Regions from separate parts of the Mus musculus genome. Here region 1 is linked to region 2. Evidence: chromatin contacts called from ENCODE Hi-C or POLR2A ChIA-PET data. All regions are on one chromosome and are shown on one strand. Each heading gives the region's core, a stretch centred on a gene start or an enhancer-like site at or near the end of the contact. The rest is flanking DNA. Distances are from core to core; before and after follow the strand shown.

Region 1 (2,700 bases), core at 3-2,502, 40 kb after region 2:
CAGCCAGGACGCCAGGCTTGGTTAGGACCCAGAGGGAACAGGCCCGACAACTAGTGAGTGCCCAGGCCTAGCAGGGCTGAGGCAAACCGATCCCCTGCCAATGGACCCTTTCAGCAAGGTCCGACCTGGAATACTACTCTCAGCTTGGTGCGGTTAGGGGAAAGGTGAAGCCTCTCGCCATCTGGTCGAACACTTTGTAACCTGGCCGAGGCAGCAGAAGGATCTGCTAGATCCTCCTGTCCCTAAGGCACTTGCCCAGGGCAGTTCAGGCCTTGCAACCGTAGTCCAACGAGAAGGCTTCCGTGCCACCCAGCCGGTGAGGCCTGGATGGTCTGATGACTTCCGCTGAGGCCCCTGGGGCCTCGTGCGCACCCAGACCCGCATCTGCCTTCTCCAAGCTGAAGCCCGGGTACCACCGCGGCCTCCTGCGCCCTGCCAAAGCCGCCCAGTGCGAGTGAAGGCCCCGGCCCCATCCACGAGGCGCCCAGACTCCTGCACCCGGTTGGCGCGGCGCCCACGTGACAGCGGCCCGCCGCGCTGGCTCTCCGCACACCCCTCCCGCGCCCCTCTCGGCCTGATCGCGGAGCTCAGCCCGGTGGCTGGCTGTCGGAGGGGCGCGGCGGCGCTTTTGTGAGCGCAGGGGTGCCGAGGATGGGCGCCCGCCTATCCTTCCACTGGAGCCGTGGCATCCCGACACCGGCCTGCCGCCCCGGAACCCCGAACGCAGCGGCGTACCTGTCTGGGCTCTGGAGGCAGACGACAAGCGAGGAGCGCGGCAGGCGAACTGGACGGGACGCCGCTGCCGTCTCTCTGGCTCCCTCTAGGCCGCGCCGGCGCTATTTAAACCGCGGCCATCCCCGCGCGGCCACGCCACATGGGCTGACAGCTTGGCTGCGCCGCCCAGGCCAATGAGCGTCGGGGCTGCGCCCCGGGACCCGGCGCGCCGCCGCCGGTGGGGTGATGCCCGCGCGCGCCGCCCCCAGCCGGGACCCTGCACGGGCGCGCGCTGGAGCACAAGGAACGCGCAGCCCCCGCCTGCTTCCGTCCCCGCCCCCGGCCTCGCGCGGGCCACGCGGGGCTCATCCCGACGCCCTCATCTCTGTCCTCCCACCCCCACCCCCTCGCGGCCGGTGCCAGGTGTGCACTGTGCGCGCGCAGTGTGGGTCGGGCGTGCTTGGTCACACTGGAAACTCTGCACTGAGGAGGACACCAGGGCCACGCGGGGGGACAGGTCCGTGTCGCTGCGATTCCACGCCGCGATCGTAGCGCGCGCGGAACCGAGGGGCGTGGCCTGCTCCACATCGAAACCAATTGGACACCGAGGCCGTTCTCGGTGGCCCAATGGCGGCGCGCGGGTGGGCGTTGCTAGGCAATAGGGTGATGGGCCGGCAACAGCGGCAAAGCACTTCGCGGGCCCCCGCGCAAGCGCGGTCGTTGACCCTGGCGGAGGGCGCCTCAGGCGGGGTTACTACCGGTCATCGTGGCCCAGCTTTCTCGGACTCCCACCCTCTGTGGCCACCTTGGAGACCAGGATGCGGGCAGGGACGGGAGCAGTAGGCAGGATAGGGAACACTGACGGGCGCGTGTGGCGGCCTCCGGAGTCCGCTCAGTGTCCAGGCGCGGCCATCTGGCGAGCGGGATACCACCCCTCCCCCGCCTGGTGGGAACAAAGGAGCTGCTGCGCGCCTCCCTGAGTTTCCGGGACCCTCTCCCTCCCTCCCTTTAAATTCCTCTTTTCAAAGGGTTATCGAATTTGGGGGCGGGGGATGACAAAACTCACCGTCCAAAAAGACACAGACTTCTCAGGGTTGGGTCCCTTGAGTGCCTAGAGAGGTTGTTCCCTTCCCTCCTGTCCTTCCACTACAGGCCCAGGCCACTAAGACTGACCTCCTTATGGGGTAATGGCCCGGGAGTGGGGGGGAGGGGGAAGGGGGCTAGTGTCAGTGGTCCTTGACTGCAAGTCTATAGCAAAAGCCAGAGCCTCAGAGCCTTGCTTGTCAACCCTGGCTTCTAGCTTCTCCAACTTGGCTATCCACCCAGGCTTTCTGTGGAAGGAGGCTAAGCAGGGACCCTGAAGGGCAGCCTATAGGACTGGCAGGTGTATTCTGCCCATAAGCTGGCTTGCCCCCAAGCTCTCCCATTTTGCCCCTATGCCTTTGTGGGTGTCTTTGGGTTTCAGGGCCAGCCTAGGAAAGTTTTACAAAAGGCCTGTACACATACTAGCCAGAGCAGTCCCACCCCAGCTCCTGGTGCCTTGAGATAGGTCATGTTTGCCTTCTCACTGGCCAGGCTGCTGGCCAACCCTAAGTGGTCAGCAGAGCTCTGCCCTCTGCAGCTGTCAGGGTCTCAGCTGGAGGAGATGTAACCCAGGGATGCAGAGTCTGGGCCGTGCACAGAGCAGGATGCTGAGGGCAGAGCAAACTTCTCTGATCATCTTTTCACCAAAGGAAGTTGCATGGCTACATCTCAGAAACACGTGACAAACAAAGTGGATTGCCAGATGTGGATATGAGAGAGCCACGTCAGGATGGCCTGCCATGGCCCCTGCCAGTCGTGAAAACAGCACAGTGTACCTAGGTGGGCTCTTGTAAAAGCATCCTATGGCTCTCTCTTTGCATATGCACCTTGAGAGCTACCTACTACAGACCCACAGCAGGAGTGATCTGCAGATGTCTGCTACCTAGGCCTGAGTTATTCAAC
Region 2 (2,700 bases), core at 73-2,572:
GGTCTATGCACTGAGGCCCCCCCCCCCCCAGTTTGGGTGGGAGCCTCCACATCGTTCAGTCCTGGTTCTCTGACAGGTGAGGTTACTTACTTTCGTCCAGATTCTAGGAACTTATCATATTCCACCGACATTTTGCAGCACAGTGCTTGGCGGGTGCGCACAGCAGAGCAATTGGTGTTGATCATGCGGCCGCCTGCACGGGACATACGGGAATATACGTGAGTGGTGAGTGTTGACTTCTAGCTTGCCTCCTCAGGTTTAGGCCTGTCCAGCCACTGAGCACAGCCCTCATTCTGAAGCAGATGACAGTTGCTTAGAACAGCACAGGTGGGACAGGACAAGACTTGGCAGGCTGAGCCTTCCTCGGGGAATCTGGGTGACATTAGCCATGCGTGGCACCCTGTCGGGAACTGGGGGCAGGGTGGGGATCTGGGTTAGGGTTAGGGTGGATGGGTGTCCTGGCTCTGCCCTCCACTAGCTGTGTGACAGTAGGCAAGTGCCCGACGCAGGAATGAATGGCCCTGGTAGCTACAACTCAGGCCAGGGGAGCATCTCACCTGCCAGCATCTGGAGCTCAGGGTCGTCTCCATCGGTGAAAATGAACGTCTGTGGGAGAAAACGCCGTGAGTGGGTCGGGGAGTCGGTGCAGAGCCCGGGGACCAGGGGCGCCAGCCTGGAATCCAGGACCCTGCGCGGCGGGGGACGGGACGCGCACCTGCCGTGGGGCTCGTGAGATCCAGGTACGCAGCAGCAGCCGCAGGCGCGGGCCGTGGTTCTTCCGAGTGGTCTTGACTGCAATGAAGACGTCGTCGGGTTGCAGGCGGTCTCCCTCGAGGGTCAGGCTCCGGGTCGGGACCCGATCGGGGTCCGGTGCGGGCGCGCGAGGCAGCGGCAGCGGTAGCGGCAGCGGCAGTAGCAGCAACACAGCCAGGACCGCGGCCAGCGCGAGGCAGGCCCGGCACAACACCCGCCGCGCACGGCTCATGCGATCGCCCCGGCCCGGGCGCTGGGCGCCCGCCTGCGACCGCGGCGGCCCCTTTAAGAGTGACAGCACCCCGCCCCAAGCCCTGACCCGGAACTGACGGACGCGCCGCCCCGGAAGCGAACGTCGCCGCGGCGCCGGGGGTGGAAGATGCCGCTGCCGGTTCAGGTGTTTAACTTGCAGGTAGGGCTTGGTGGCTGCGCTCGCCGCGTGGCCGTTCGGTCCGGAGCGGGCCTGGTGGGCGGGGCCGGCGGCAGGCAGGGCGGGGCGGGGCGGGGCCGGCGGCTCTGGCCTGGGCGCGCGAGCGTCGCCTGCCTCGCGGGCCGCCCTGGGCCCCGGCCCCCGCCCCGCCCCCGCCTCGCGCGCCAACGCTTTCCGTGCGGTGCCGGCCTCGCAGAGAGGCGCGTCAGGCCAACATGCGGGGCAGCCCGGCGCCCAGCTCGGCCTCGTCGTCGGCCTCCGACCTGAGCCGCAGCCCTGCGCACAGCAGGTCCGACTTGCGGCCCGGCACGGCGGGCGACTACAGCCTGAGCGCCAGCCTGTCGGCCTGCACGTTGCTTTCCGAGGTACGGCTGCGCGCCCGCCCGGGAGCGGCTCTCCCGACGGCGCTTGAGGCCCTGGGCCCTGGAGTCCGGGATGCGCCGACCCCTTCCGCGGCGTGGCCAGTCTGCTCTGGCTCTTTGGATTGATGAAAATAGGGTGACAATCTGTTTGGATCTCTGTGGCCTGGAGGGAGATGGGTCGGGATGGCGGCCCGGAACGCTTGATGGTTCCCGCAGTCAGTCTCAAGAGTTGTGCGCAGGACCTGGGTGGGAGAGCTGAGGGCGCTTGGCTGCCAGCACCTGTGGGGGCCCAGTGCAGTTCTGCCTTGGAAAATCGAGGGCAGAAGCGACCGTGGGGGACAGGAACATCCTCTGCTGTCCCTGGTGCCCTGTGTCAAGCTGCTCTTCGTGTATTGCAGGGGGCCGTGGAACCCATGCAGATTGATGTCGATCCGCAGGAAGATCCGCAGAACGCACCTGATGTCAACTATGTGGTGGAGAATCCCACCCTGGTATGAATCCCACGTGGCGGGGGACTCCTGGTGACTTGGACATGTTGAGGGGTCCAACTCAGACTCCCGCTATGGTGTATATCCTAGGACAGCTGATGCTTTTTAGCAACTACTTTAGACACATCCCTCTAAGCCAGGAAACTGGGTTTTCATTTGCCCACCTGTGTTGGGTTCTCAGGTAGTGCTAAGACCCTGCACCTGCTTCTCCATAGGGCACAGCCCCATTGGGTCAGTGTGAAGCAAAGCTGTATTTGCCGCTGACACTTACCCTTTTCTTACCCCAGCATCCATCACTTGTTGAGTTTCCATTTCCCGGGGCAGAGCTTGAACCTGATGATCCTTAATCCACCCCTGTTGTCTCTTCCCAGCCTCTGGGACAGCAGTCAAGACTGTGGCCCCAAGTCTCCCTCGGGAAGGTTTAGTATCCTGGCTCAGGTTGTCAGGTCCTTGCTTACCCAGCTGACCCGCTTATCTCCTCCCCACAAGGATCTGGAGCAGTATGCAGCCAGCTACAGTGGCCTGATGCGAATTGAGCGACTACAGTTTATTGCTGACCGTTGCCCTCCACTGAGGGTAGAGGCCTTGAAAATGGCTCTATCCTTCGTGCAGAGGACCTTCAATGTGGACATGTATGAAGAGATACACCGGAAGCTCTCCGAGGCTA

Evidence for each region. A loop is a pair of places that touch in the nucleus more often than their neighbours do. ChIA-PET counts read pairs that join two places held with the same protein, here RNA polymerase II (POLR2A).
Region 1: a loop to region 2 is called in a map of left cerebral cortex, with 4 times the contacts of the local background. The contact joins the promoter of Fasn here to the promoter of Gps1 in region 2. A Hi-C loop is called at or near these places in 1 of 37 maps with a recorded cell type or tissue (left cerebral cortex). POLR2A ChIA-PET finds 5 or more read pairs at or near these places in 4 of 5 experiments (Patski and embryonic stem cell).

What each region holds. Positions count from the first base shown.
Region 1 is chr11:120,823,295-120,825,994 of GRCm38, forward strand. It overlaps Fasn (fatty acid synthase), which reads right to left and starts at 1,253. Exons shown (of 43, transcript NM_007988.3): 1 at 736-1,253.
Region 2 is chr11:120,783,178-120,785,877 of GRCm38, forward strand. Gps1 (G protein pathway suppressor 1) reads left to right here and starts at 1,323. Exons shown (of 14, transcript NM_145370.3): 1 at 1,323-1,548; 2 at 1,944-2,036; 3 at 2,523-2,700. The coding sequence starts at 1,399. Rfng (RFNG O-fucosylpeptide 3-beta-N-acetylglucosaminyltransferase) reads right to left here and starts at 1,027. Exons shown (of 8, transcript NM_009053.2): 1 at 716-1,027; 2 at 558-606; 3 at 91-193. The coding sequence starts at 985.